Regions from separate parts of the Homo sapiens genome. Here region 2 is linked to region 1. The links are chromatin loops, found by intact Hi-C in ENCODE. Cell type or tissue: gastrocnemius medialis. All regions are shown on one strand. Links, peaks and the distances in the headings refer to the core of each region. The heading gives the core; the rest is flanking DNA.

Region 1 (15,768 bases), core at 3,245-11,244:
TGGAAGTAAAGCACTCCTCAGCAAATGTAAAAGAACAGAAATTATAACAAACTGTCTCTCAGACCACAGTGCAATCAAACTAGAACTCGGGATTAAGAAACACACTCAAAACCACTCAACTACATGGAAACTGAACAACCTGCTCCTGAATGACTACTGGGTACATAACGAAATGAAGGCAGAAATAAACATGTTCTTTGAAACCAATGAGAACAAAGACACAACATACCAAAATCTCTGGGACACATTTAAGGCAGAGTGTAGAGGGAAATTTATAGCACTAAATGCCCACAAAAGAAAGCAGGAAAGATCTAAAATTGACACCCTAACATCACAATTAAAAGAACTAGAGAAGCAAGAGCAAACACATTCAAAAGCTAGCAGAAGGCAAGAAATAACTAAGATCAGAGCAGAACTGAAGGAGATAGAGACACAAAAAATCCTTCAAAAAAATCAATGAATCCAGGAACTGGTTTTTTGAAAAGATCAGCAAAATTGATAGACTGCTAGCAAGACTAATAAAGATGAAAAGGAGAAGAAGCAAATAGATGCAATAAAAAATGATAAAGGGGATATCACCACCAATCCCACAGAAATACAACTACCATCAGAGAATAGTATAAACACCTCTACGCAAATAAACTAGAAAATCTAGAAGAAATGGATACATTCTTGGACACACACACCCTCCCAATACTAAACCAGGAAGATTTTGAATCCCTGAATAGACCAATAACAGGCTCTGAAATTGAGGCAATAATTAATAGCCTACCAAGCAAAAAAAGTACAGGACCAGACCGATTCACAGCTGAATTCTACCAGAAGTACAACAAGGAGCTGGTACCATTCCTTCTGAAACTATTCCAATCAATAGAAAAAGAGGGAATCCTCCCTGACTCATTTTATGAGGCCAGCATCATCTTGATACCAAAGCCGGGCAGAGACACAACAAAAAAAGAAAATTTTAGACCAATATCCCTGATGAACATTGATGCAAAAATCCTCAATAAAATACTGGCAAACTGAATCCAGCAGCACATCAAAAAGCTTATCCACCATGATCAAGTGGGCTTCATCCCTGGGATGCAAGGCTGGTTCAACAAACACAAATCAATAAACGTAATCCAGCAAATAAACAGAACCAAAGACAAAAACCACATGATTATCTCAATAGATGCAGAAAAGGCCTTTGACAAAATTCAACAGCCCTTCATGCTAAAAACTCTCAATAAATTCGGTATTGATGGGACGTATCTCAAAATAATAAGAGCTATTTATGACAAACCCACAGCCAATATCATTCTGAATGGGCAAAAACTGGAAGCATTCCCTTTGAAAACTGGCACAAGACAGGGATACTCTCTCTCACCACTCCTATTCAACATAGTGTTGGAAGTTCTGGCCAGGGCAATCAGGCAGGAGAAAGAAATAAAGGGTATTCAATTAGGAAAAGAGGAAGTCAAATTGTCCCTGTTTGCAGATGACATGATTGTGTATTTAGAAAACCCCATCATCTCAGCCCAAAATCTCAAGCTGATAAGCAACTTCAGCAAAGTCTCAGGATAAAAAATCAATGTGCAAAAATCAGAAGCATTCTTATACACCAATAACAGACAGAGAGCCAAATCATGAGTGAACTCCCATTCACAATTGCTTCAAAGAGAATAAAATACCTAGGAATCCAACTTACAAGGGATGTGAAGGACCTCTTCAAGGAGAACTACAAACCACTGCTCAACAAAATAAAAGAGGACTCAAACAAATGGAAGAACATTCCATGCTCATGGATAGGAAGAATCAATATTGTGAAAATGGCCATACTGCCCAAGGTAATTTATAGATTCAGTGCCATCCCCGTCAAGCTACCAATGACTTTCTTCACAGAATTGGAAAAAAACGACTTTAAAGTTCATATGGGAACAAAAAAGAGCCTGCATTGCCAAGACAATCCTAAGCCAAAAGAACAAAGCTGGAGGCATCATGCTACCTGACTTCAAACTATATTACAAGGCTACAGTAACCAAAACAACATGGTACTGGTAGCAAAACAGAGATATAGACCAATGGAACAGAACAGAGCCCTGAGTAATAATACCACACATCTACAACCATCTGATCTTTGACAAACCTGACAAAAACAAGAAATGGGGAAAGGATTCCCTGTTTAATAAATGGTGCTGGGAAAACTGGCTAGCCATATGTAGAAAGCTGAAACTGGATCCCTTCCTTACACCTTATACAAAAATTAATTCAAGATGGACTAAAGACTTAAATGTTAGACGTAAAACCATAAAAACCCTAGAAGAAAACCTAGGCAATACCATTCAGGACAGAGGCATGGCTAAGGACTTCATGTCTAAAACACCAAAAGCAATGGCAACAAAAGCCAAAATTGACAAATGGGATCTGATTAAACTAAAGAGCTTCTGCACAGCAAAAGAAACTACCGTCAGAGTGATCAGGCAACCTACAGAATGGGAGAAAAATTTTGCAATCTACTCATCTGACAAAGGGCTAATATCCAGAACCTACAAAGAACTCAAATTTACAAGAAAAAAACAAACAACCCCATCAACAAATGGGTGAAGGATATGAACAGACACTTCTCAAAAGAAGGAGTTTCTGCAGCCAACAGACACATGAAAAAATGCTCATCATCACTGGCCATCAGAGAAATGCAAATCAAAACCACAATGAGATACCATCTCACATCAGTTAGAATGGCGATCATTAAAAAGTCAGGAAACAACACGTGCTGGAGAGGATGTGGAGAAATAGGAACACTTTTACACTGTTGGTGGGACTGTAAACTAGTTCAACCATTGTGGAAGACAGTGTGGCAATTCCTCAAGGATCTAGAACTAGAAATACCATTTGATCCAGCCATCCCATTACTGGGTATAATACCCAAAGGATTATAAATCATGCTGCTATAAAGACACATGCACATGTATGTTTATTGCGGCACTATTCACAATACCAAAGACTTGGAACCAACCCAAATGTCCATCAGTGATAGACTGGATTAAGAAAATGTGGCACATATACACCATGGCATACTATGCAGCCATAAAAAAGGATGAGTTCATGTCCTTTGTAGGGACATGGATGAAGCTGGAAACCATTATTCTCAGCAAACTATTGCAAGGACAAAAAACCAAACACCGCATGTTCTCACTCAATGGTGGGAATTGAACAATAAGAACACTTGGACACAGGAAGGGGAGCATCACACACCAGGGTGTTGAGGGGTCGGGGGAGGGGGGAGGGATAGCATTAGGAGATATACCTAATGTAAATGACGAGTTAATGGGTGCAGCACACCAACATCGCACATGTATACATACGTAACAAACCTGCACATTGTGCACATGTACCCTAGAACTTAAAGTATAATTTAAAAAAAAATTAAAAGAAAAAGAAACTCAAAAGGAGGATTAATTATTACCAGGGGACGGGAGGCATTATAGGAGCCTCAGGAACTTGAACAATAAACAGAAATATCACAGATTACAAAGGGAGGGAAAGAGCCTTCTTAGCAGAGGGAACAGCACATGGAAAGGCATGAAGTTTGAAGGTGTATTGCATGCTTCAGACATTCTCTGGAATGGTTACAACATCAGGCACAGGAAGGTGGAGACAGAGGGAGGAACAATACTCTCAGCATTGTAACCAGGCCAGACAGTTAGAACCACCGGACCTGAAATACTATGGACTTTGAATCCCAGGCTCAAGTTTGTAACTCTTTCCTGTAGGCGATGAGATATGATTAAAGGCTTTTTAAGTATTGGAGTAACATGGCACTAATGTTTCCTCTGCCTTATGTCCCTTAAAAGCAGTGGGGTTTTTTTTCTATTTTTGATAAAAATTAGTTCCAAGTGGTTAGTGTTTTATGATTGTAGACTTTCAGAGACCATCAGATCCAGCCCCTACCTTCTAGCAGGTAAAGAGTATATCTGCATTTTATAGATGAGGCATATAAAGTTCAGGGAAGTAAAGTGACCTAAATACTTAGAGGTAGAGGCCGAGTTATTTCAGGTCCCCTAAATTTCAATTTTTTAGTTTTTCCAGTATAAACATCACACACTCTCTGATCTCACGTGAATTCAATTAGGAAAGTGTTGACGAAAAGAGTCAAACTGTAAAATATTTGAAGAGATTTATTCTGAGCCAAATACTAGTGACGGTGGCCCATGACACAACCCTCAAGAGACACTGAGGACATGTGTCCAAGGTGGTTGAGCCACAACTAGGTTTTATACATTTTCTGGGTTAAGACTGTGGAGACCAAAGTTCTTTTTTTTTTTTTTTTTTCTTTTGAGATGGAGTTTTACTCTTGTTGCCCAGGCTGGAATGCAATGTTGCCATCTAGGCTTACCACAAGCTCCACCTCCCAGATTCAAGCGATTCTCCTGCCTCAGCCTCCCAAGTAGCTGGGATTACCGGCATGCGCCAACACGCCTGGCTAATTTTGTATTTTTAGTAGAGAGGGGGTTTTTCCATGTTGGACCGTCTGGTCTTGAATTCCCGACCTCAGGTGATCCGCCCACCTCGGCCTCCCACAGTGCTTGGATTACAGCCATGAGCCACCGCCAAGACCAAGGTTCTTATCATGCAGATGAAGCCTCCTCCAGGTAGCAAGCTTCAGAGAGAATAGATTGTAAATGTTTCTTATCAGACTTAAAAAGAGGCCAGACTTAGTTGAATCTCTCCTGGATCTGAAGAAAAAGGCCTAGAAAGGGAAGGGGGTTCTCTACAGAATGTAGACTTTTTTCCCCTGCAAGAAACAACTTTGCAGGGCTATTTCAAGATATGGCAAATAAATATATTTGGGGTTACGATATTTTGATCTCCTTGCCTGTTATGTGATGTCATGCCAGTGTCAGGTCCAAAAGCAAGCCACATTATATAAGGTTAAATAAAACCCTTCTAGTGAGACTTTATGCTCTGTAGGGCATGGCTTCCCAGGTCCCTTAAATAGGAATTTGCGCAAGAGAAGAAAAAAGGTAAGAGTTTAGTTCTCAAAAAGACAAAGAGTCCTTAAATGGCAGACAAGCTGGGCATGGTGGCACATGCCTGTATTCCCAGCTACTTGGGAGGCTGAGGTGGGAGGATCACTTGAGCCCAAGAGTTCAAGGCTACAGAGAGCTAGGATTGTGCCACTACACTCCAGCCCTGGGAATAGAGTGAAATCCTGTCTCAATAAATAAATAAATAGCACAGGCAGTTTCACCCACCACCCCACTCATTGAAGAGATGTCTGTGCAGGAGTTGAGATGGAGAACATGAATCCACCATCTTCTCTGTAGGTCTTGGCACCTTCATGCCCTTCATAGAGAGTGAGACTCTTGCCACTTGAGTGAGACTCCAGTGCCTAAAGACATGTTTGCAATTGTTTCTACTAGATAGCCTCTTGGCACCTTGCTATGTTCTCTAGCAATTAGGGGGTTATTGGAAGCAATTTTAACTATTCCCAATTTCTGTCTCATGCTCTGGCCTGAATGATCTCCCGACTAACCCCCATGGGTCCTCCAGAGCCTGCTGGTGTCTGTGCGTGGATCTTTCCTGATCCCCTCTGCCTTGCACAGGTTGTACCAGTCTGTTGAGCTCCTCTACTTGGGTGGCATCTGCCTTACCTACCCCCTGCAGTTCTATGTCTCTGCCAAGATCATTGTGCCTGTCACTGTTTCCTGGGTGTGCAAGTGCTGAACCCTCATGGTAGACTTGGGCATTGGCTCTGCCATGCTTTGTAAGACATGTGAGTAAAAGGCAGAAAGATTTGCTTCTTTTCTGTCCCTCCACCAGGCCCCAGGAGTTTACAGGAGTTGGGCCACCAGGACCTCCCTAGAGCAAGTGCAACATTCCAGGCTTAGTAAATGTTTGTGGAATTAAGCTGAACCTAAGAGAAGCACATTGGTTAGGTTCTTTGGAGGCAAACAACAGAATATAACTCTGGACAACTTAAATTAAAACAAATGGATTTGAACATGCCTCACAGAGTCAAGGGAAAGCTAAAGAAGCAGACATTGAGAAAGACAGGGACCGGGCAGAGCCTGAGACTGAAGTCAGTGGGACTGTGCCTCTGGGATGAATTTCCACCAATTGTTTTCTGTTCTTGAGTGCAATGCTCAAGACGCAAATTCTATGGAGAGAGTGTCCAATTGCACAAGCCCATCTGTTGGGCAAGGAAAGTCAGGGCTTTTTGATTGACAGTGCCACCAAGACACCCATGCAGTGAGAGGGATGGTATCTCAAAGCAAAAATGGGTTCTACACCAAGAATGGGGAATTGATGAGTGTTAAAAGCAACAGATGTCCACACAAGTGGACATCACATGACAGAAGTCACCAGGTAAGGGTAACTGTGAAAAACAGGATGGATATGACATTAACCAAGTTAGAGAAATGGTCAGAGTTATTATCTTCAAATACTAAAAGTAGTTAAAGCTCTGGATCAGGAGGAAACTAAGTTCAAATTAAAGTTTGTATCTCTCAAACTTCTCACTCAGTAGTGCTTATTCCAACCTCAGAGTATAAGCCATTCCACACTTGCCATTTATAGACATGAAGCCAGCTTGGTGAACAGCCAGTAGGGGACCCTGAAGATCTGACAACAAAATATAAAGCCAAAAAGATACAGAAGGGGCCGGGTGCGGTGGCTCATGCCTGTAATCTCAGCACTTTGGGAGGCTGAGGCAGGTGGATCACGAGGTCAGGAGTTTGAGACCAGCCTGGCCAACATAGTGAAACCCCCATCTCTACTAAAAATACAAAAAAAAAAAGTTAGCGAGACGTGGTGGCGGGCGCCTATAATCACAGCCACTCGGCAGGGTAAGGCAGGAGAATCACTTGAACCTGGGAGGCGGAGGTTGCAGTGGGCTGTGATCGCGCCATTGCACTCCAGCCCGGGAGACAGTGCAAGACTCTGTCTCAAAAAAAAAAAAAAAAAGATACAGAAGGAAACCTCTGTTCTTAAAAGGTTTCATATTAGAACCTGAACAATGACCCATAAACTTCCTAGAATTGTGTGCAAAAATGGTATGTAAAGGTAGTTGTTGCTGTTTGTTTGGTTTGGTTTTTGTCTCTTTTTTTATTGTTTTGTTTTATTGTTTTTTTTATTGGGGTGTTGCCCTAAGATTCCCTAGTTCTCCCCATTTTGGCAAAAGGGGCTGTGAAAGGTTTTGCACTTCTGCCAACAAAGAGCTGCCCTCTCAGATGGTCTCAGTCAGAATCTGCTTCCTCAGAGCTACCTGGCCCCATCCTGGCCACTATTACTACCAGAGACAAGGATGAAAATGTAAATCATTTCTCAATTTGGAAAATGAGAATTTGTTGGAAGCCCTCTAAGGCATTTCCAATTTGGATGGCGATTCTGGGTTTTTTCCCCTTGGAAATTCCTAGGAGCCCCACAGTCTGCTCAAAGAACAAGGTTTAAAAATGTGACTTTCTCTCCCTGCCTGACATGGCCAGGTGGGAAGGGTAAGTGAGTGACTGAGCAGGGGCCATGCCCAGAAAACAGCACATGGCTTAGTCTAAAGTTACCCATCTCCAGCTAGAGAGGGTCCATGCTGGGTCATTTCCAAGTCTCAAAGAAGCCAGGAATTTTGGTTTTGTGTATGTCTGTGCAACTTTTCCAGTTTTTAAATAGTGGCAGCTAATTCAAAAAGCGTGGTACTCAGGTGGCCAATTTGCAACCAGGACCTAGATTTTATTCCCAAGGTATTTATGAAGGCCTTTAAGCACCCTCCTGCCCCTCTTTCTCTCTGTCTCTCTCTCTCTCTCTCACACACACACACACACACACACACACACTCTCTCTCTCTCTCTCACACACCCACACACACACACATACACACCTCACTTAAAATAAAATTGCCTAATAAAACAAGTTTCTTTCTGCATCTTTTTGACTTTATATTTTGTTACTGGAAGATCTTCAGGGTCCCCTACTGGCTGTTCAGCAAAATGGCTTCATGTCTGTAAATGGTGAGCGTGGAATGGCTTATACTGTGAGGTTGGAATAAGCACTAATGAGTGAGAGGTTTGAGGGTTGCATATTTTAAGCTCAACATAACAAAGAGCTTTTTTATACTGGGTGAGAAGAGTATAGTGAGTGCCCGATCTCCGAAGGTATTTAAGCAGAGGCAGGACAACCACTTTCCAAGAGAGGAATAGTTTTGCTATATAACCTATGAGAAGCTCCTTCCAAGTCTGAGATTCTCTTCTTTGGTTTTCTTTATAAGTGAAAATCAAAAATGAGTGATTAAATTACTGAATCTGAAGGATGATGCTTTTGAGCTATTGTCTGATGCATTGTAAACTGCAGATTATAGAAGGCATGAAACATATATGTTTGCCTTGAAAATATTCACTCTAGATGTGTAAACTGCTAGCTCTCATTTGTTTTAAATATACAACCCATAGATTTCTCTTCCGGCATTGTTTCTTCCTGGCTCACACCTAATATGTAAGAACTGTTTTGGAGGCACCCTGAGTCAGACCTCTCAGGCAAGTAACTAATAATTCATGGAGCACAGATAAGGAAACTGAAAGTGCTTCTAGAGCCAACACCCGGAAAGGAGAGGATACATGTTGGATCTCCCAGAAAGTTAGTTTCAGAGCAAGGACTAGAACACAGGTCTCCTGATGCCCAATCTAGGGTGCAACATGTTATGCAGCTCATACTAGGAGATTTTTTTTTTGGAAGATACAAACATTTTAGAGAGAATAATTTGAAGAATTTCAGAAATGAAGACATTTGCCTTCATGGCATAGGGTTCTTTTTTTTTTGTCACAAAACACTATGATTTTATTAGCAACCACATATGTATCATTTTCCACTACGTTTTACAATGGACTTGTTTCACAGAGAAGGTGAACTAATTCTAATGAAATACCAATAACGTACCTTAAACAAGTAACATGTTGCTGAAAAAAATTTAAGTTAAAGGCTGGGTGCGGTGGCTCACGCCTGTAATCTCAGCACCTTGGGAGGCCGAGGCGGGCAGATCACCTGAGGTCAGGAGTTTGAGACCAGCCTGGCCAACATGGTGAAACCCCGTCTCTACTAATAATACAAAAATTAGCCAGGCGTGATGCCAGGTGCCTGTAATTCCAGCTACTTGGAAGGCTGAGGCAGGAGAATTGCTTGAACCTGGGAGGTGGAGGTTGCAGTGAGCCGAGATGGTGCCACTGCACTCCAGTCTGGGCGACAGAGCGAGTCTCTGTCTCCAAAAAAAAAAAAAAAAAATTTAAGTTAAAATGCACTACATTATGTAGTGCAGAAAAAAAAGTGCAGCTGGCAATTTAAGACATGATAACAATGCTGAATCAGTAGTGTTTGGAGTGATATATTTTGCCCATCTTTGGCCAATCCTAGAGTAGTACTCATCACAAGCTGTATGACAAATGTGAACATCATAAGCTGTACGACAAATGTGAACTAATGAGGCTACAATACTGCAGACCAAATAGAACCATTCTAGAGTCAGTTTCACAATGAAATACTCCACCCCCGGCCTGGAAACAGTGATCTGCTGTCGTTGCTATCCTGCTGTGGCACCTATCCCTGCTGCCGTATTTATTACCAGATCAGGTGTCCTCCAGCCAGCCAGCTTCCAGGACAAGTGGTGCCCAGTGAGTCACAACCCAAAGAGGAACAGCTGCAGGTTACCGATTTGTATTCCTGTACATACTCAACTTGGGTGGCAAGGATTTGCTCATTTAACTTGAATATATTTACTTCTAAAAAGACTGTGGGCCGGGTGCGGTGGCTCACTCCTGTAATCCCAGCACTTTGGGAGGCCGAGGTGGGTGGATCACGAGGTCAGGAGATTGAGACCATCCTGGCTTTAATGCTGTTTTCAGATATCCCCATTCCTAGTTTTAGAGGCAGCCATGGAATATATAGTCTCCTCTGGCCTTGGGGTCAGGAAGAAAGGGAAATCTATTCATAAAAGGAATTTAAATTCTGGCCTTGGCCTCTCAAACATGCTTCAAGTGAAAGATGGCTCAACTAACAGGTTCCTCCAGGCAAAATTATTCTGGTACCAATGACTCACTCATGTTGTCACTCACGGCCATAAAGAGAATGGTTAAAGCAACCTAGGTTTTCTGAGAATCAGATTTGGCGCAATGAGTTGGGGTACTATGTGCCACAATTGATTTCTTTAACACAGGCTCAAGCACATGTGCCCACATGCACACTATGGTTACACACCAGGGCAGAACCTTCTTAACAAGAGAGTCTCCAGCACATCTTTCCAAGATGCTAAGTTGGTGGGGAAAACACACTTTGCACTCATTTGGCTGATGACCTAAGCAGGGTCTGGGAAAAATGCATTTAACCCCATCTTTGATTCCTTGCTTCTATGCTAGAAGACTAACACATCTATCCCTACTGAGCAAGGAGCTTGCCTGGAGTCAGGGCATTCTCATCAAAAGGCATCTTTGATATTTTTGAGCTGGCGCATGGCCAGATCTACAGGGAGGCTGAACTTGAGGCTGCTGAGGCGACTGTGCAGGTTGAGGGCACTCTCAAAGCCTGTGTGTGCTATGTAGCTCCCAGGCTGGTAGTGAGTCTCGATGAGTGACCCGCACTTGCAGATGAGGTTCACCCAGGACATCAGACGCTGCTCATTCAGTGCCATGCACACCAAAGCCTTCAATTCAGAGTCTGCACTGTGCTTGAAAGGGTCGTGCTCTGTCAGCACCATGTGGATGACTGTCAGTAGGCTCTCTTTGGGGGTTACATCAGTGCCTCCTGTAACAGGAAGGGCAAAGACTGGGAGAGCTCCCGGGCTGGGCATAAGCACTGCCATTTTTAGCATGGTAGTACTGTAACCCCCCAAGGGGTTCACCTTGCTGACTGCCTAGACAGAGCAGATTCATCAAGACAAGGGAATTGCGACAGAGAAAGAGTAATTCACACAAAGCTGGCTTTGCGGGAGACCAGTCTTATTATTACTCAAATCGGTCTCCCCAGGCATTTAGGGGCAGTTTTTAAGGATAACATGGTGGGTAGGGGGCGGGGCCAGTGAGCCAGGAGTGCTGATTGGTCAGGGTTGAAATCACAGGGAGTCAAAGCTGTCTTCTTGCACTGAGTCAGTTCCTGGGTGGGGGCCACAAGATCAGACAAGCCAGTTTATCAATCTGGGTGGTGCCAGCTGATCTGTCAAGTGCAGGGCCCACAAAATATCGCAAGAACTGATCTTAGGACCAGTTTATGGAGGGTCAGAATCTTGTAGCCTCCAGGTGCATGACTCTTAAACCATAATTTCTAATCCTGTGGCTAGTCTAGTCCCCAGATAAGAAGGAGGTCTGCTTTGGGAAAGGGCTGTTACCATCTTTGTTTAAACTATAAACTGCAAACTAAGTTTCTTCCATAGTTAGTTCAGCTTGTGCCCAGGAATGAACAAAGATGGCTTGGGGGTTAGAAGCAAGATGGAGTCAGTTAAATTAGATCTCTTTCACTGTCTCAGTCATAATTTTACAAAGGCGGTTTCAGTACTTTACAAAGAGCTCCCAGGGGTGCATGGGCTCAGGGGCTGAGGAGAAGGCTGGCAGCAAATGAGCAATAGGAGCCATGATGAGGCTCATTCCTGAGGAGGAGGCATATAGTCCATGGGCTAGCAGGTCCCTCACAGCCACCATCAGCTCCTTCCACACAGCCATGGCCAGCTCATCCTTGCCTGCCAGAGAGAGGTCCTGGAGGATGGCAGAGGTGGTGACATGGTCGTGTGGCTGGTGCCTCAAGGCTAGCTGCTTCTCTCTGTCCACTGACACCTCCCGCCTCTTCAACAAGAGAGCATAGTCTGTCAGCCTGGCCCCTCTGTTATAGGGTTGGAGGGATCTGGCCTGTCACACAACCAAATTAGCTAACAGCAAAATCTGGAGCATTGCCAATGCTTGCGGCATCAGGTGCAGCCCCGTCCCTTGGACTTTCTTCACATCCCTTGCCTTTGTTTTGCTGTGTCCTGGAGGCAGTGGGTCTGCTGCTGCCAGTTCTGGTGGAACCATTTCCTGTCTTCCCAGAGGCCTTGCGCTCACAATGTCCACCATCTGTCTGCAAGGGGCTTCCCACTTCATCTTGGATGAGGTCGATGGACATCTAGAGGTCTCCGATCTGAGTTTTCAGTTGCTCAACCAACTGATCTTTGACTAGGGCTGGGTTGACGATGTGAGCCACTACTGCATCTACAAACTGACGAAGTTCTTCAGTGGACAGGGAACTGATGTCCTCATTCAGACGCATGTCCAGTTTCTTTATTAACTTGTCTAGGATCACCCACTGTCTTTCCAACACACGAACTGCCGCAGGGCATCATAACTGCTCTTGGATAGGCACATGTTTCCAAGTCATCTAGCTAGGTCTTGAGCTACAGTATCCATTCTTTCTGCTTCTTCCTTTGGGTTTCCACACGCTCTTGTTTTTCCTGCTCACTCTGGTCCTCGCCCCACAACTGTGGCCGGTCTCCTGGCAGCTAATTTGTATGTTTTTGGTAGAGAGGGCGTTTCACCACGTTGGCCAAGCTGGTCTCGAACTCCGGACCTCAGGTGATCCGCCCGCCGCAGCCTCCCACCTAGGGTTCTTTTTAACATTTCCTTATTATCCTTTTAATGTCAATAGGATCTAGAGTGATGTCCTATTTTTCATTTCTGATATTGGTAATCTGTGTCTTCTTGTCTTTTCTTTCTTGAATAGTCTGGTAGATTTTATTGATCTTTTCAAACAAATAATTTTCTGGTTTATTAATTTTCCTGTATCGTTTTTACACTGTTTTCAATTTTGTGCATTTTTTCTTCTTTTTCTCCCCTTCACCTTGCTTTGAGTTAATTTTTTTTTCTAGTTGCTTGACATCAGAGTTTAGATTATCGATTAGAGACCTATTTTCTTTTCTAATATAAGCACTTAATGCTATAATATTTCTTGTATGCCTGCATTAATATAGTTGCTAGCCACATTGAGCGCTTGAAATGTGACTAATCTGAATTGAGACGTGCCATAAGTATAAAATAAATATTAGATTTTAAAACTGTAGTACAAAACATGTAAAATATTTTAATAGTTTTTATATTGTTACACATTGAAAGAGTAATATTTGGGGTATATTGTGTTAAGTTAAATATAATGTTAAAATTTACCCCAGAGAGGGCAAGCAGGTCCCTGTGGCCACAATTAAAGTGAAGAGCGCCGGGCACGGTGGCTCATGCCTGTAATCCCAGCACTTTGGGAGGCCGAGGCGGGCAGATCACCAAGGTCAGGAGTTCGAGACCAGACTGACCAAAATGGCAAAACCCCATCTCTACTAAAAATACAAAATTAGCTGGGTGTGGTGGCGCATGCCTGTAATCCCAGCTACTTGGGAGGCTGAGGCAGGAGAATCGCTTGAACCCGGGAGGCGGAGGTTGCAGTGAGCCAAGATCGTGCCATTGCACTGCAGCCTGGGCAACAAGAGCAAAACTCTGTCTCAAATAAATAAATCAATAAATAAGAAAACCTATAAATTTCAATTAAAGTAGGAAAAAAACATCGCCTACTTGGCTCATAAAATGGTATCCAGGCAGTGAGGCAGCAGGAGGGCCAACGTTAGGCTGGCTCAGCAAGAGACAACACAAAGATGGAGCCAGAGAATGGTCTGAGTCTGCAAATTCTGCCACCATTGAGGAGACTATAGGCTTAAGGACATTACCACTGCCAGGCTGGGGGCCTGGGCTTCTCTCCCCATTCTCAGCTTTCCTGACCCTGTGCAAGCACCTCCCCACCTGGGAGAAATTTCCAGGGCTTGGGCTTTGCCAACTCTGACCCAATTTTGATTATTTATTGTGTAATTTATTATTGTTCCTGTGAAAAGGCCACACATCTCCTCTCTTCTTCCGAGAGATACGGGTGTCCATCCATTGGCTCCACGGTCCAGCCTGCTGGGTGAGTGCAGCATGGCCCTCCCCTTCTGGCCCTCAGGCCCAGGTGGCTGTGTGCCAGCCAAGTGACAGTGGCTGCTCATGGCAGTGGCAGGGGGTGGGTAGAGGTGGCAGGTGGCCCAGCAACCTCCTTTTCCTCAACTCCTCCAACCACCACCCACCTCTCACCCTCCCCGGTGTCAAGCGTTTTTATCTGTGGTTGGCGGTGGCAGTAATGGCAGATGGTGGCTGTGGTGCTGGTGGCAGCTACTATGAGAGATGATGAATTCCTCCTTCATGATGAACCAGGCCAGCCTGGAAGATGGTCACCATGACCTCTTCTGCCTGGCTGACTCGACAGGGATTAAATGGAAAAGATATGTATGGCAAGGCCCAACTTCTGCCCCTATTATGTTTCCCACGACTCAAGGTGACCCTAATTTGAACAGCTTTAATCGCTGCCTTAAGACAGATATAGCTGGTGTTTGGCAGCAAGATCAAATACCTAGAAGAAGAGAATTGTCAATATTTTGGTGGGGCAAAGACCCCAATTTTGCTGACCTTATTTACCAGGATTTAACAGACGAGGAGGATGGAGTATGGGAGAAAAGACTTTACTCTGAATGCCATACTCTGCTTTTCAAAGCAGTTCACAGTCTGTTGGGATGGTGTTTAATGAACCAGAACTTTGTATGTATTGGCAAGTGGTTTGTACAGTCTCATGAAGAAGATTAAAAACCTATAAATAAAAGTGAATGATTGTCCTGCTCTTTCACCTTTTTCTTGCATGGAGACATCAATGTTTGTACCAATGTGGAAATTAGCCAACATCAACCTGTATACCTTCTTAGTGAAGATCACATCACCCTTGCTCAACAGCTTAATAGCCCATTTCCAGTTATCTTAAGCCAATTTGGACTAAATAAAGACCCCACTTAAAAGATAGAGATTACGGGATTGAGCTTTAAAATGAACCAACGGTATGCCACTTATAAAAAACTCACTTTACTGGTAAAGACACTTAGACACTGAAGATTAAAAGATGGAAAAAGATATTCTACATGAACAGAAACCAAAAGTGAGCAGGAGTAGCTATACTTGTATCAGATAAAATAGATATTAAATCAAAAATAGTTAAAAAAGAAGAAAATAATTACATAATGGTGAAGAGATCAATTCAAGAAGAGTATATCGCAATTTAAATATATATGCATCCAACACTGGAGCACCCAAATTTATAAAACAAGTATTACTAGACCTAAAGAAAGAGACAGCAGGCCGGGCGCGGTGGCTCACGCCTGTAATCCCAGCACTTTGGGAGGCCGAGACGGGCGGATCACGAGGTCAGGAGATCGAGACCATCCTGGCTAACACGGTGAAACCCCGTCTCTACTAAAAATACAAAAATTAGCCGGGCATGGTGGCGCGCGCCTGTAGTCCCAGCTACACGGGAGGCTGAGGCAGGAGAATGGCGTGAACCCGGGAGGCGGAGCTTGCAGTGAGTCGAGATCGCGCCACTGCACTCCAGCCTGGGCGACAGAGCGAAACTCCGTCTCAAAAAAAAAAAAAAAAAAAGAAAGAGACAGCAATACAATAATAGTGGGGGACTTCAATACCCCACTCATAGCATTAGACAGATCACTGAGACAGAAAATCAACAAAGAAACACTAGACTCAAACTGGACTCTAGGCCAAATGGACCAAATAATATTTACAGAACATTCTACCCAACAATTGCAGAGTATACATTCTTATCAGCACATGGAATATTCTCCAAGACATATTGTATGTTAGTCCACAAATCAGTCTCAATAAATTTTTAAAAACTGAAACCCTATGAAGTGTCTTCTCAGACCACAGGGAAACAAAA
Region 2 (15,768 bases), core at 2,865-10,864, 50 kb before region 1:
CAAAATAATTATACATGGATAAATCAAAAAATAATTATGCTAAGCAAAAGACATTAGGAAAATATTTCATTTATATAATATTCTAGAAAATACAAAATAATATAAAGTAATGGAAAACACACATCAGCCATTGCCTGGGAATGCGGAGGAGAGACAGGAGAGAGGGTGATTATAAAGCGGCATGAGGAAATTTTCAAGGGGACAAATTTGTTCACCATCTTGATTGTGATGATTTCACAGGTGAATATATATGTTGAAACTTATCAAGTTACATGCTTTAAATACGTGCAGTTTATTGTATGTCAATTATACTTCAATAAAAGCATTAAGATATTCAGTAAAAAATTATATAATAGGTTAATATATTCTTAAAAGTTAGACAATATAGAAATATATAAATTGAAAATCCCCTTTCCCCAAATTCACTCCCCTCTCCAAAGGTTTACAGGTGCCAGCATGTGTGTATTGTTCTCCAAACCCTATATTATACAATTACAGAAATATATACGTATGTATAGAAATATACAGGTTTATGGTGTTTAAATTTAAAATCATAAATACCAGTACTTATTGTTTTGCTTAAGACTTTTACTCTTCACAATTTTCTCATTTCTCCCCCTTCTACCCACTTGTCTCCTCCACTTTCAATATGTGCAGAACTGTTTTTTCATAGGTCTTCTTAGAAGCTCTGATGTATATTAACATACATTAAATACAACCTCTTGTTTATAGCACATACTATTAAAAACTTTGCCTTAGAGTATGCACTCCATTTCTTTGCCTTTTGTTTCATTTTTTTAGAAATGAGGTCTTGCTATGTTGCCCATATTGGAGTGATCATAGCACACTACAGCCTCAAACTCCTGGGCTCAAGTGATCTCCCATCTCAGCCTCCTGAGTAGTTGGGACTACAGGTGCATGCCACTGCACATCACTAGCATGCATTCTGTTTTAACCATTGTGCCAGTGCTTCTCAAAGTGTGGTCCCTAGACCAGCATCACTTGGGAACTTGCAGAAATGCAAATTCTGGGTCCTACTCTACACCTACTGCATCAGAAACCCTGGGTTGTGGGGGCACAGCAATCTGCATTTTGAAAAGCCCTCTAGGAGAGTCTGATGCTCTCTCGTGCTGTAGAACCACTGCCCTAAAGGACAAGCTTCTGAAGGGACTTGCTTTAGCCATGTGCTAACATGTTGTGTGGCCAGCCCCTGGTAGTGACTTATTTCTGCTGAGTGGTAGAAAGTAATTTGAAGGTTTTTTTCCCCTTATTTCCCAGCTGGGTGACCTGGGCAAGACTTTTGATCTCCATTTGGTTTCATCATCAGGAAAGTGAGATTGAAAACCCTCCTTGGTTCTGCCTCCCTCCCTGGATTGCTGGAAAAGCAGATGAGATCAGGCGCTTAAAGGTTCTATATATAACATGAGGGGTTATGCTGCTGAGAGATATTAGGGAAATTAATCCTTTTGCATTCCATAGTCTTGAGGAATGTAACTTCCTTTTTTTTTTTTTAACCACTCTACCCATCCCAAGCCCTCAAGAGTACCAGCCCCTGAGATGTCATAGCAACCCTACCCAGTGTCCCCTTTCCCTCTCCTTCTCTCTTTTTGAGACCCCTTGGGTCCCTGATCCATCCTCCTGAACATTCTGTGACTGATGGCCCTACTGTCAAGCCTCTCTCTGTTAAGACCACTGCCCCCTACAGTGGCTTCTAACTCTAAAATTCTCAGGTTTTGTATCTTAAAAAATAAAAAATAAAGAAAATATGCTTACAATGTGCCAGGAACTAGTTTCTTGTTGATTGAGTCAATCCTCGTGGCAGCCCTATGAGGCATTTAGGAGATGCTGTAGGTGCCCTTCCTGTATCTCCTTTACCAGAGCTGCAGCCCCATCCCTAGCTGCGGTGAGTGTTGCCTGCTACACTGTAAAGCATGCTACACTGTTACGTAGGGATACAAAAGGCCTACCTACTTTTGTCACTATACAGAGAGCAATGCCGTTATTCACACTCATGAAACTCCTGTGGGTGGTCTGGGTAATTCTTCGCTGTAGTATAAGCATTCATCAGCATTATGATTTCAATATTTGGCAACCCAATCACAACAAAATTCAAGAATTTATTAAGTGGCACAAGTGCTGAAAAATGAATTTGAAAATTCCTTAACTTTGGAGTGGAAATTAGAAAAAATAAAATTCCTATAAAGAAGACCAAACACCATCAGATATGACATGCTGGTGCCTTAGGAGGGTGTCTCCTATAAAGTAAATTAGCACTGGAGTGGAACAGATGAAAAACAGCCACTGAAGCAAGAAATCATCAGCTCAAGTACATAGGAAAAGTGCTGGGGCCAGATCAATACAACTGGAATGTGCCTCAGGCCATGCTATTGTTTTAAACATTTCTTTTTCTTTTTTTTTTTTCTTTTCTTTTTTTTTTGAGATGGAGTCTCACTCTGTTGCCCTGGCTGGAGTGCAGTGGCATGATCTCAGCTCACTGCCACCTCCACCTTCCGAGTTCAAGCAATTCTCCTGCTTCAGCCTCCCAAGTAGCTGGACCTACAGGCACACACCACCACGCCTGGCAAATTTTTGTATTTTTAGTAGAGATGGGATTTGACCATGTTGGCCAGGATGGTCTTGATCTCCTGACATCATGATCTGCCCACCTTGGCTTCCCAAAGTGCTGGGATTACGGGAGTGAGCCACCATGTCCAGCCTGTTTTACACATTTCTTATTGTGATTTTTTGATGATTTGAAAGGAGGTAATTATGATATAATATGGTTTGGCTTTGTGTCCCCACCCAAATCTCATCTCGAACTGTAATCCCCATGTGTCAAGGGAGGGGCCTGGGTGGCAAGTGATTGGATCATTAGTGGTTTCCCCCATGCTGTTCTAGTGATACTGAGGGAGTTCTCAGATCTGATGGTTTAAAAGTGGCAGTTTCCCCTGCACTCTCTCTCTCTCTCTCTCCTGCTGCCATGTAAGACGTGCCTGCTTCCCCTTCACCTTCTGCCATGACTGTAAGTTTCCTGAGGCCTCCCAGCCATGTAGAACTGTGAATCAATTCAACCTCCTTTCTTCATAAATGATCCAGCCTCGGGTAGTATAGCAGTGTAAGAACAAACTAATACAGTGTTAGAACGAACTAATACCCAATAAAACATTATATCAATAGTATTTTTGTGGTAAATGAAATATGTTTAAAGAAAAAAAATGTGGCAAAGGTAATAGATGCATGCACTCTGAGGACTCAGAAAAAAATGTTGCAAGTAATTCAAAATTCTGTCCTGTGATTAAACAAGACTGCTCTGCCACCAATGCCAGGTCTCTGGTGCCTGGGAGAGTGCATGAGAGATGGTGAATTTTGCAGTGACAGAGACCTGCAGAGCATATGTCAAAGGATGCCAGAGAACACCTCTGCCTGACAACCTGCAGGCAGGATCACAATGACAGGAGTGTCAGAGCACATGTATGAGACCCAAGTACACTCCTCTTCTTGGAACAAAATGCTGCTCACACAGGAGCTCAACAAAAGAACAAGCTTTAAACACATTATATTGCTTTAACATAAGGAAGACTTTCCCAATCATGTGCAGTGGCCAATGGTGTACCATGAATGAGTTATAGGGGGTGCTGAGTGCCAGGTGGGTCCTAAGGTAGCTAGAGCACCTGAGGTGTTTTTTTTTTTAATCTCTAGTTAAGAACAGCCTGTTCTTTGATCTCAAGGACATATAAAGTGTTATTTCCTTCATGTTATGTGAAAAAGATTGGGAAGCACTGGGTAAGTAGGGTGTTCATATAATTTATTTGTTCAAGTGGAGACACTTTTAAGAATAAAAAGGCTGTGTTAACATTTCACCAGAACAACGGGCACACAGTGAAATTGTCCCAGGTAAAGTGGAATGTATGGTGTGGTAGGCAGAGTAACAGCTCCCAAAGACGTTAATTAATCTCGGGAACTTGTTACCTTAGATAGCAAAAGGGACTTTGCTGATGTGATGAAGTTAAGGATCTCGAGGTGAAATGACTATGCTGGATTATCTGGGTGGTCCTAGTATAAATCACAAGGTTTTTTAATAGGAGGGAGGCAGGAGGGTCAGAGAGGAGAGAAGTTTCTATTCTACTGGCTTTAAAGATGGAGGAAGACGCCATGAGCCAAGGAAACGCAGGAGGCCTCTAGAAGCTGGAAAAAGCAAGGAAACAGATTCTACCCTACAGCCTCCAGAAGAACACAGCCTTGTCACACCTTGATTTTAGGACCTCTGACTTCTAGAACTATAAGAGAATACATTTGCATTGTTCTAATCTACTAAATTGTGGTAATTTGTTATAGCAGCAACAGGAAATGAATATTATTTATAATCTAAAATAAATGTAGCTTTATGTTTATATCATTATTAAAGTTATGAAGGTAAGCAATAAAGAACTAAAACAGTAAAATAATTATATTGAGAAGTAAAGTACGAGAATTTAAGAGGTACAAATTTTCACCTAATATAATGTTGATCAATTGAGAAATATCATTATAGCTATATTGTATAGAGAAATGAAGAACTAAAGAACTAAAACAAACCACTGGTTTTACTACACTTGATCTTAGCCAAAAGACTAAGAAGCAATCAAACCACTGATTAAAAAACAGAAAGATAGTCCTAAAAAGAGCAGCTTTAGATAGAGTAAGTCAGATAAGGAGACTATAGCTTTTCATTATAAATTCTTTGGTTAAAATAAATCATAGTTTAAACATGAGCATTTTTAAAGATGTGAATATTAATTGTTAAAGTAAGATTGTGTTAGGGGACAACTTCAAGAGCTTATTGGGCTCAGGTTCTCCAAAGCTGTAGCCCCTTTCTACCTAAATTGTGTTCATGGCTTCCACCCAACTCAGAGCCTCCCCTAAACTCTTACTCAGCCAGCAGCTTCCTTGCTGTCAGTCTTGGCACAAGATAGGGCCAACTAGTAGATCCTTCTGAAACAAGGCAAGAAAAGACACCATTGAAAGGAATAGTTCCAGGGTTGGGCCCAGGCGGATGAAGAGCTCTGGAGCAAACCCCCAAAGCCCCATCTGTAGGGTGGGCAGACCTCAGTGTTACCTCACAATGGGAACAAAGGGCCTGGGAGTGCTCAGATGAGAGGAGAACCACCCATTGCCACTGAAAAAGTGAGGATGTAGGAGCCAAAAAAAAAGTCTGAGACCAGCCCTGCCACTTACTAGCAGGTCCCGTCAGTTTGGGCTTCTGTTTCTCACCAATGAAATGAATAGGAGAAGTTCAGCTCTCAGATCTTGCAACTCTGAGAGTCCTTTTCCCAGCTTCAGCTACCTTTCTCCTACCAAACGTGACTGGATAGTCCTAGGACATATATAATGTATCATTATATATGATACTGTGGCTTTAGGGTTTAGAATTTATTTGAGATGGTCTATGGCAATTCATTCATTTTACTCATTGGAAACTGAGCCTCAGAGAGACAGAGGCATTTGTTCAAGGTTACACTTTACAACCAGCTTGAGAATCTGTGGGTTCTCCTGTGACCACTCACATAGACCCTAAGATTCCTTGGTCACAATTTGCCATATGGTTGTGTGAGAACCTGTGACCCCTCACTTAGACCCTTGGAGTCCTTGATCATAATTTGCCATAGGAAGGTGCAGAATGGTGGATATGGTGGGGTGGCCCTCAACATCCACTCCAACCACCCTTCAATCTGCCTTTCAGTACTGTAGAGGCTAGAAAGAGTAGAATACATGCTGTATTATCTCATTAATATAAAGTTCAAGAGCAGGCAAAACTAATTTATGGTGACAAAAATCTAGACAGTGGTTATTGGGTATGTGAGGGAGGTGATGTTTGACTGCAAACAAGCAAAAAGAAACTTTCTGGGTAAGTTGCACCAGTGTATTCATTTGTCAAAACTCATTCAACTGTACACTTAAGATCTGTGCATTTTATTGTATATAAACTACACTTTAAAAATTTCAAGTAACTACCTTAGAGGGATGTTCATATATGAATAGGCAATTCATATATTGCCTATTACATAGTAGGTGCTCAATAAACAGTAGTAGCAGGGGCACTAGTAATAATTATTGATATTAATATTAATATATTGGCTTTCTTTTGGTAAAATTTGCCTGCTAAATCTTTCCTATCCCTTTTACTTTAAACTTTCTGCATTCTTATGTTTTAGATATGTCTTTCATAAATATTATTTTGATATTTTCAAAATTATTCTATTTATTGTATTAATAATTACAGATATATTTATAGTCATATTTACCTTGTTATTTTATTCTATATCTTCCACCTATTATGTTTTTTCTCCTTTACTGAGTTTCTTTTAGATTAATTTTCCCTTATTTTATTTTGTTTTATTCTCTAGTAATTTGGAACTTAAAGACTTTATTTCTATTCTCTAGCCATACCCTAGTAATTTTAACATGTATAAATTAATAAAGTATTAACAAAAAGTTAAGCAATATCTTTAGTCACTGCAGAAAATATAGGCACTTAAAAAAATCTCTATTCACTGCATTCCATTTTTTATAATAATAATGTCACATATTTTAAGTTTCTTTTCCTTATGCTCCATAATACTTTATTATTAGAATCAAGATTTACCCATACATTTACCTCTCTTGGGTTCTTTATTTCCTTTTGCATCTCAGATCTTCTTCTGAATATGGACTTTAAATTTTCCTTTAGTGAAGTTCTCTCCAATTTCTTTTGTTTGAAAATGTCTTCATTTTGCACTTAACAGATAGTTTATATCCTCTCAGCATATTGAGGTGATCATTCCAGTACCTTGTGGCTTCCACTGCTGTTAAGAAAACAGCTGACAGACTGACTGCAAATCTTTTCTTTTCCTTTTGAAATTTCTTTTACACTGCAACCCTTTTGAATGTAACACTTTTCACCAATCTGGCTGACTTTAGATCCCTTTAAAGTTCTGAAGTTTCACTATAAAGTGTCCAGATACGTGTGTCCTTTATTTATCCTGCTTGGAATTCACTGGGTCTCTTGAATCTGTGGGTTGGTGTCTTTCATCATTTCTGGACAATTCTCAGCCATTATCTTTTCAAATATTTATTCTACCATATTCCCTCTTAACTTTTCTTCTGCGAGTCTGATTTGATGTTGCCTTAGTCAGTTTGGGCTGCTATAACATATTACCATAGGCTGGGTGACTTAAACAACAAACATTTATTTCTCACAGTTCCGGAGACCGAAAAGTCCAAGATCAAGTTGCCAGCCGATCCTGTGTCTGGTGAGAGCTCACTTCCTGGCTTCCATGTGGCTGTCTTCTCATTGTATCCTCACATGGCAAAGAGCAGAGAGGACACAAACTCTCTCATGTCTCTTATTTCAGAGCACTAATTCTGGGCTCTACCTCATGACCTAATTACCTCCCAGAGATCCCCCTTCTTAATACCATCACACTGAGGGTTAGGATTTCAATACACAGTCCATGACAGATGTAGGATATATTTAGGTCTTTCATTCTATTCTCTATTTTCCCTCACTTTTCTTTTAGATTTTTCATCCCTTGGTCTCTGTGGACTATATTATGAATAATACCTTTCCCAGATCTAGTTCTGATTCACTAATTCTGTCTTCACTGTGCATAATCTCCTATCAAGCCCATCCATTTCAACTAAAATTAACTCAACTAAATTTTTAAAATTCAATTAATATTCAGTTTTAAATTTCAACTATTATAATTCTATTTTCTAGAAGTTTTATTTAATTAACTTTCCATTTCACCTGATTACTCTTCAGAGTATCTTTCTCCTTGTACATATCTTCCAGTACATTTTTTTCTGTTACTAAATATGTTAAAAAGAGCTACTTTTCGTTTGTATCATACATTTCTCTTTTGCAAAGTTCTTGTGCTATATTTAAATTTTCTCTTGTTTTGCTGTTTCTTGGAATTTTACTTACATAAATTCTTTAAGATCTGAAATGAAGGTGAGTCCCTCCTGAAAGACTTTGTATTTGCTTCTGCCAGCAGCTGGCAACTATCAGTCTAGGTTCTTGTGAACTACATTCTGGGCTGGAGGTATTCTGGACCACCATGGTAGATGAAGTAGACTGTGGAACAGAGTGAAACTTGAATTCTCATTCCACATTTTAGCCACAATTTTACTCCATCCTCTGGGCACTAGGTTCAGGACAGTCACTTTTTTTCCAAGTCCCTTGATTGGGAGGTAGGGAAGGAATAGGGTGGGGGTGGGATATTGATTTATTTCCAGTTCACTCTTACTCTGAGGAAGAGGTCCTCAGCTCCGGAATTTGTCTCATGCCCCATAAGGCCATGATATTAAAGCTCAACTTCACTGGGTTGAGCAAATACCCGTGGGAGTGAAGCTGTAGCTGCATTCCACTCAGGTCTCAGAGTTCCTGTCTTCACCTGGCTGAGTGAGTACTCACCTAGAAATTCCTTGCTCTCTTGATCTCCCCTCAATATTATTAAGAATTTTTTTAAAATATGTTATTCAGGCCGGGCGTGGTGGCTCAGGCCTGTAATCCCAGCACTTTGGAAGGCCAAGGCGGGCGGATCACCTGAGGTCAGGAGTTTGAGACCAGCCTGGACAACATGGTGAAACCCTGTCTCTACTAAAAACACACACAAAAAAAAACAGCTGGATGTGGTGGTGGGTGCCTGTAATCCTAGCTACTTGGGAGGCTGAGGCAGGAGAATCTCTTGAACCAGGGAAGCAGAGGTTGCGGTGAGCCAATGGCCTGCCATTGCATTCCAGCCTGGGCAACAAGAGTGAAACTCCGTCTCAAAAAAAAAAAAAAAAAAAAAAAAAAAAAAAAAATATATATATATATATATATATATATATATATATATATATATATATGTTATTCAGAAGTTTTAGTTATTTTCAGCAGGAAAGCCAACCTGGTTACCTAGCCTGTCATATTACCATGGTAATAATTATAATGAGTATTTTATTTTGAAAATTATAAACTGGAATCCCAGAATCACAATGCTTTATTGAGTATGTTCATTTTCTACCTCCATGTAACAAACTGCCACAAACTCAGTAGCTTCACATAACACATATTTATTATCTCACCATTTCTTTAGGTCAGAAGTCCAGGTATGGCTTTCACTGGGTCCTCTGCTTAGGATTTCATAAGGCTGCAATTACAGTGTTTCCAGGCTGTATTCTATATGTAGAAGTGACTGGGGAAGCATTTTCTTCCAAGCTCATTCAAGTTCTTGGCAGTAATAGAACTAAGGGCTCAGGCTTCTTGCTGTGTGACTGCTTTTTGCTTCTACTTCCTGAATTCCTTGAAATGTGGCCACCTCCATCTTCAAGCCATCAAACCCTTCTCATGCTGCTGGTCTCTCTGGCCTCCCTTTCTGCCCAACCAGAGAAAATTGCATTTAAAGAGTTCATCTGGTTGGGTCAAGCCCACCTGGATAGCTTCCTAGCTTCCACATCTTAAGGTCAACTGACTTGAGACTTTAATGACATCTGCAAATCCCCTTCACAGCATTACCTAGATTAGTGTTTAATTGAATAACCAGGGGATAAGAGTTTTGGGGATCTGAAAGCAAGGGGTAGAAAGGATGCCTACCCTCTCCTGACCCTGTGATGTGAATATGAGGGGGGTGAGGAAAAAAGACACTTCTCTCAGAGGCCTGCAAAAACAGCAGTGACCTCACGGGGAGCCACCTTTGAGTGGGAGCAAGAAGGTGGGGAAGACAGTGCAATGCAAGGGATTTTCCTTGTTCTCGGGGAAAGCTTTGCTGACCGCCTTTGCAAGAGCAACTGCTTTTGTTATACACTCATGCCTCTTTTCATTTTCCTTCAAAGTGCTTTATCACTGTTGAATTTTTAAAAACTTATTTATGAGAAACTATGATTAATATTTATAATTTCCAAGTTCATCGCCTCCAGGGACTGCAGTACCTGGAACTGTTTCATTCCCGGCACCCATCAAAGTGCCTGGCCTGTGATATTCAGTCATTTGGCAGAAAAAAAGAAAGAAAAGAAGAGATTGTCAGAGCAACTGTGAGGGCCTCTGTGTGTGCGGTGGAGAAGCCCATTTATCCATCCATTCATGCTTTTGGCCATTCATTCTTCCTAAGCTGCCGAGTCTGTGCCACTCTGGGCAAGGAGGGTAAAGCTGTATTTAAGCTCCTGAACTTATTAAGGCCCAAGAGCTGAGATCATATTTTGCAGCTCCTGCATGCCAAAGCTATTCTTGCTCACAGCCTCTGCCAAAGCCATGTGTATTAGTTCATTTTCACGCTGCTCATAAAGACACACTCGAGACTGGGTAATTTATACAGGAAAAAGGGTTTAATGGACTTACAGTTCCACGTGGCTGGGAAGGCCCCACAGTCATGGCGGAAGGTAAAAGGCAGTTTCACATGGTGGCAGAGAAGAAGGTTTGTGCAGGGAGACTCCCTTTTTTAAAACTATCCAATCTCATGAGACTTATTCACTATCACGTGAATAGCACAGGAAAGACCCACCCCCATGATTCAATTACCTATCACCGGGTCCCTCCTACAACACATGGGAATTGTGGGAGTTATAATTCAAGATGAGATTTGGGTGGGGGCACAACCAAACCATATCACCATGGCTGCTCCACACCCCTCACATGCCCAATACGTGGAGCTAAACAGTGAGGTATCCACCTGCCTGGGCCTGTGGGTGCCTCCACCAGCTGCCAGTCCCTGGATGATGCAGCCCAAAGAATACCCTGCCAGCCCCGAGGGAGGGTTCAGCAACTCCTCCACCCGGAGCTCCTGCTGCCAGGACAGGGCCAGCAGGACCTCGTAAGTGTCCTTTGCTCCACAGAAGCTTCTGGGCTTGAGACCTTGCACCTGAAAACTTTTGTGGAATTTTTCTTCTTTCTAGTAATCCAAAGAGCTAAATCTGTGCTCTCCTGTAGTTCTTGACAGACAAGCAAAGAGGTGTAGAGAAGTTGTGTTAGTAGCAAAAATAATGCTCCATGAAGTGATGCTTTGAATCCTAAGCATAACTCCTTAGAGGCGCATTCATTCAACATTCAACACCTGGGAACTGTGGAACTAAAGCAATGAACACAACATACCATTTGGGTCCCTGCAGCTAAGGATCTCACAGCCTAGGGAGGAAGATATGTACACACAGAAGTGAAATTCCAGGGAGTGAACTCAGTGTTCTACAAGGATTCAGAAAAGGAAGGTGTTATTTCCAGATGGTGAAAATGGGCAAGGCTTTGTGTTAGAGGAGCCAAGACTGATCTAGTCCTTGGAGAAATGATGTTGCCAGTGAGGATACCCAAAAAGCATTATCTACCTCCACTGAAGAAGATAGATCAAGCTTTATCCAGCAGAATAGTAACAATGGTATTGATTTCAGACAATAAGCATCAACTGAAATAATCCATGCAACAAACAACACAGTACCTGGCACACAGTAACTGTTCAGTAAAGGGTTAGCTAATTCTACGGACAGGCACGGTGGCTCATGCCTGTAATCCCAGCACTTTGGGAGGCCAAGGCAGGTGGATCATGAGGTCAGGAGTTCAAGACCAGCCTGACCAACATGGTGAAACCCCATCTCTACTAAAAATACAAAAAAATTTAGCCAGGCATGGTGGCGGGCACCTGTAATCCCAGCTACTCAGGAGGCTGAGGCAGAGAATTGCTTGAACCCAGGAGGCGGAGGTTGCAGTCAGCCGAGGTCACGCTACTGCAGCCTGGGTGACTGAGTGAGGCTCAGTCTCAAAAAAAAAAAAAAATTAGCCAGGTGTGGTGGCGCACACCTGTAATCCCAGCTACTCGGGAGGCTGAGGCAGGAGAATTGTTTGAACCCAGGAGATGGAGGTTGCACTGAGTCAAGATCATGCCCCTGCACTCCAGCCTGGGTAACAGAGCAAGACTCCGTCTCAGAAAAAAAAAAAAAAAAAAGTTTAGCTAATTCTAGCCTGACTCAGACTAGCTGCCCGGATGGTGAGAAACCCAAAGGCAATGACCAGGCCTTATTTACCTCTATATCCTCCTAATACAGAGCCTGAGCACAAGGAGCTCAGTAAAGGTTTGCAAAATGAATGCATGAACAAAAAAGGGATCTTCTATATCAATCTCTTAAATTACACAGGAGGGAAGATCTTTTTTGAGAATGAGTATCGTTGAATCTTGGAATGGGTTTCTGAAGAAGTCTATGTTATTGCCAAAGGTCTTCTAAGAAGATAAAATGGTCATCTGTCCTTGAAGGTCTAAGAGGCCAGCCTGCTTGAGGTCTGTTTCTACGTGTGTTCAAGCATTGGCTGTAGTAGGAAAAAGTCAAGCATTTTATGAGAGGAAGAGAATGTTGAGCTAAATGGCTTCTAAGGATGCAGGATAACATGTGGCTAAGACACAGAGAAACACTCAGATTCCAGTCCCAGTTTTGCTATTCCTATATTAGTTGTGTGACCTTGAGCAGGCTGTCCCCATTCCTGAGCCCAAACCTTTTAAAATCATAGGTAACAATGATAGACTGGATTAAGAAAATGTGGCACATATACACCATGGAATACTATGCAGCCATAAAAAATGATGAATTCATGTCCTTTGTAGGGACATGGATGAAACTGGAAACCATCATTCTCAGCAAACTATCGCAAGGACAAAAAAGCAAACACTGTTATGTTCTCACTCATAGGTGGGAATTGAACAATGAGAACACATGGATACAGGAAGGGGAACATCACACTCCAGGGACTGTTGTGGGGTGGGGGGAGGGGGGAGGGATAGCATTAGGAGATATACCTAATGCTAAATGACAATTTAATGGGTGCAGCACACCAACATGGCACATGTATACATATGTAACAAACATGCACATGTACCCTAAAACTTAAAGTATAATAATAAAAAAAATTTTAAAAAATAAAAATAAAAAAATAAAATCATAGGTAAAATGCTGAGAAGAATATCCACTGCTTAGAGTTGTTGAGAGAGTGAAATGAGGCCATAGGGATAAGCATCATGCAACTAGCACTTATACCTGGGATTTCTCCCTACAATCCTGTGCAGAGCAGTATCTCAAACTGGTTCAGGCATTCTGTGGATTTTCTGCCTATTCCAGAGATGTGACAGCTTTACCCATTTCACAAGGAGCTTTCTCCTCAAGAGCTCAAAATGCAGCAGACGGACGGCCAGGTGCAGTGGCTCACGCCTATAATCCCAGGACTTTGGGAGGCCAAGGTGGGCGGATCACCTGAAGTCAGGAGTTCGAGACCAGCCTGGCCAACATGGTGAAACCCCGTCTCTACTAAAAATACAAAAATTAGCTGGGTGTGATGGCGCATGCCTGTCATCCCAGCTACTCAGGAGGTTGAGGCAGGAGAATTGCTCAAACCCAGGAGACAGAGGTTGCAGTGAGCCGAGATCATGCCACTGCACTCCAGTCTGGGCAACAGAGTGAGACTCGGTCTAAAAAAAAAAAGTCAGCAGAGTAAGGAAATGCTCTTTATCACTTGTCTCCAGGATGCTCCCCAAGTGAAGGCCAGGCTGCCTGTTCTGGAACCTTGGATGCAATGAGATCCATAGTTGGCAACGGTGCCAAGAGAACAAAGAAGAACAATGCATCTGAGAGAGCCACTGTGACACCTAGAGCTCACTTCTGCATGGCCAGCTAGGGCCTGGAGATGCAGCCAGGGGAATGAGTTGGGAGCTAGGCCACCCCTTGCTCCTCCCAGGATTGCCTCCCTCAGTAAAAACACCTGGTTTTTGAAGACTGCTTTTTTTCTGCTGAGGGACAATATCATGAGGTCACAGAAATTGCAAGTGAGACAACACCATGGAGGTCATCTCATCCTGTACACCCCTGCCTCCTATCAGTCAGGATTTAGAGTAGAAAACATACTACTTGAGGCAGAAAAATATCAGAAATATATTTAGGAATGGTAATTAAAGGCTTACATAGCCATTAGAAAGATTGGAGGAGAGAATTCCAGGCTGGACTTCCCAGAAACATGTCTCTGGAGTTGCCGCCAGGGAGAGCCACCACCTCCACCACAATCGGGAGGCTGAAGCCTGAGTCCCTGGGGGACCGGGGTCAGGAGCACGAGGCTGTAGCTGTGTCCCAGGGATCTGCTGGTGCTGCTGCTGCAGTGGCCTCTGGACACCCATTTTGACCTTCCTATTTTCTATCTAGAACTGTAGCTTCCAGGAGTCTGGGAGATGTAACTGTTCACTCTCCAGCCTCTGCAGTAGAGGAACGCACACCAAAATAATGTAACTGTCCTTCAACCCTATCCCACATCCCTCCATCTCTGTCTGAATACCCTGAGTGGCAGGGAGCTCGCCTTATGTTGGAGAGATCTGAGTGCTGTGATTAGGGTGAAAGTTGCTGCACAGGGGTCCCCACTGGAACGCATGGCACTGTCTCCCCCTCGCCCCAGTGACAGCACTTCCGAGAGGGGCAGGGTGTGAGTATGTATGGCCATCCTAGTTTCCAAGAAGTCCTTTCAGGCTCTACTCCTAAGACATAGTTTCCTGGCCCCTGACAACTTAACTCACCTCTGAACAGGTTTCAGTCTGACAAAACTCTTAACAAAGTGAAAAATAAGGAACTAAGCCCCAAAAGGCAAATGAACCCCACAGGGAGCTGCGACTCAGGACAGAAAGTGTGACACATGGTGGTTGCCAGAACAGGTGCAAATAGTCCCTGTCACCCTCTGCTGGTGGAGAAGCAATTGAAACAGCTCCCTGGGGGTAATTTGCCGATGTCTCTCAAAACTCTAAAAGCACTTACCCTTGACCCACTCACTATCTCCACTTCTGAGAATGTATCCAACAGACAAGCCCTCATGTATATATAATGTGTATATGTGTATGTGTAATATGTATAATATATCCACAATTATTCATTTCAGCTTGGCTGAGAGTGGCAAAAGACTGAAGCAACCACATATAGGGGGCTGGCTAAATAAGCCATGATACTGTGGGGTAAAGAAAGAGAGATCAGACTGTTACTGTGTCTATGTAGAAAAAAGAAGACATAAAAAACTCCATTTTGTTCATGTACTAAGAAAAATTCTTCTGCCTTGAGATGCTGTTCATCTGTACCTGTAGCCCCAACCCTGTGCTCGCAGAACCATGTGCTGTGTTGACTCAAGGTTTAATGGATTTAGGGCTGTGCAGGATGTGCTTTGTTAAAAATGTGTTTGCAGGCAGTATGCTTGGTAAAAGTCATCGCCATTCTCCAGTCTCGAGTACCCAGGGACAAAATGCGCTGCGGAAGGCCGCAGGGACCTCTGCCCAAGAAAGCCTGGGTATGGTCCAAGGTTTCTCCCCACTGAGACAGCCTGAGATATGGCCTCGTGGGAAGGGAAAGACCTGACCATCCCCCAGCCCGACACCCATAAAGGGTCTGTGCTGAGGAGGATTAGTGAAAGAGGAAGGCCTCTTTGCAGTTAAGAGGAAGGCATCTGTCTCCTGCTCATCCCTGGGAATGGAATGTCTCGGTGTTTAACACCCGATCATATGTTCTATTTACTGAGATAGGAGAAAACTGCCTTATGGCTGGAGGTGAGACATGCTGGTGGCAATACTGCTCTTTACTGCACTGAGATGTTTGTGTAAAGTCAAACATAAACCTGGCCTACGTGCACATCAAGGCACAGCACCTTTCCTTAAACTTATTTATGACACAGAGACCTTTGCTCACGTTTTCCTGTTGACCCTCTCCCCACCATTATCCTATAGTCCTGCTACATCCCCCTCACCGAGATAGGAGAGATAGTGATCAATAAATACTGAG

Evidence for each region. Peaks named below come from ENCODE experiments on the same cell type or tissue, not always from the same donor. Only the 100,000 strongest peaks of a DNase experiment are listed, where the experiment ranks them.
Region 2: a loop joins it to region 1, with 8 times the contacts of the local background. A loop is called at or near these places in 4 of 110 quality-filtered maps.

Annotation. Positions count from the first base shown.
Region 1 is chr5:151,377,053-151,392,820 of GRCh38, reverse strand. All of the region lies in intron 5 of LOC105378234 (a long non-coding RNA gene), which reads left to right. It also overlaps a transcript of SLC36A1 not described here, the pseudogene LOC100420127 and the pseudogene LOC100419720. Among named protein-coding and RNA genes, the nearest start is that of SLC36A2, 37 kb to the right of the region's middle. RefSeq lists an enhancer at 4,327-5,265. In gastrocnemius medialis, for the core only: CTCF peaks have their summits at 7,756 and 7,960 (motif pointing left); DNase peaks (open chromatin) are centred at 7,510, 9,590, 10,080, 10,574 and 1 weaker place; H3K4me3 peaks cover 1,318 bases; H3K27ac peaks cover 4,056 bases.
Region 2 is chr5:151,426,322-151,442,089 of GRCh38, reverse strand. LOC105378234 (a long non-coding RNA gene) reads left to right here and starts at 5,152. Exons shown (of 6, transcript XR_944423.4): 1 at 5,152-5,884. It also overlaps a transcript of SLC36A1 not described here. RefSeq lists a silencer at 5,134-5,304. In gastrocnemius medialis, for the core only: no CTCF peak of the experiment used is centred there; a DNase peak (open chromatin) is centred at 7,288; H3K4me3 peaks cover 1,430 bases; H3K27ac peaks cover 7,228 bases.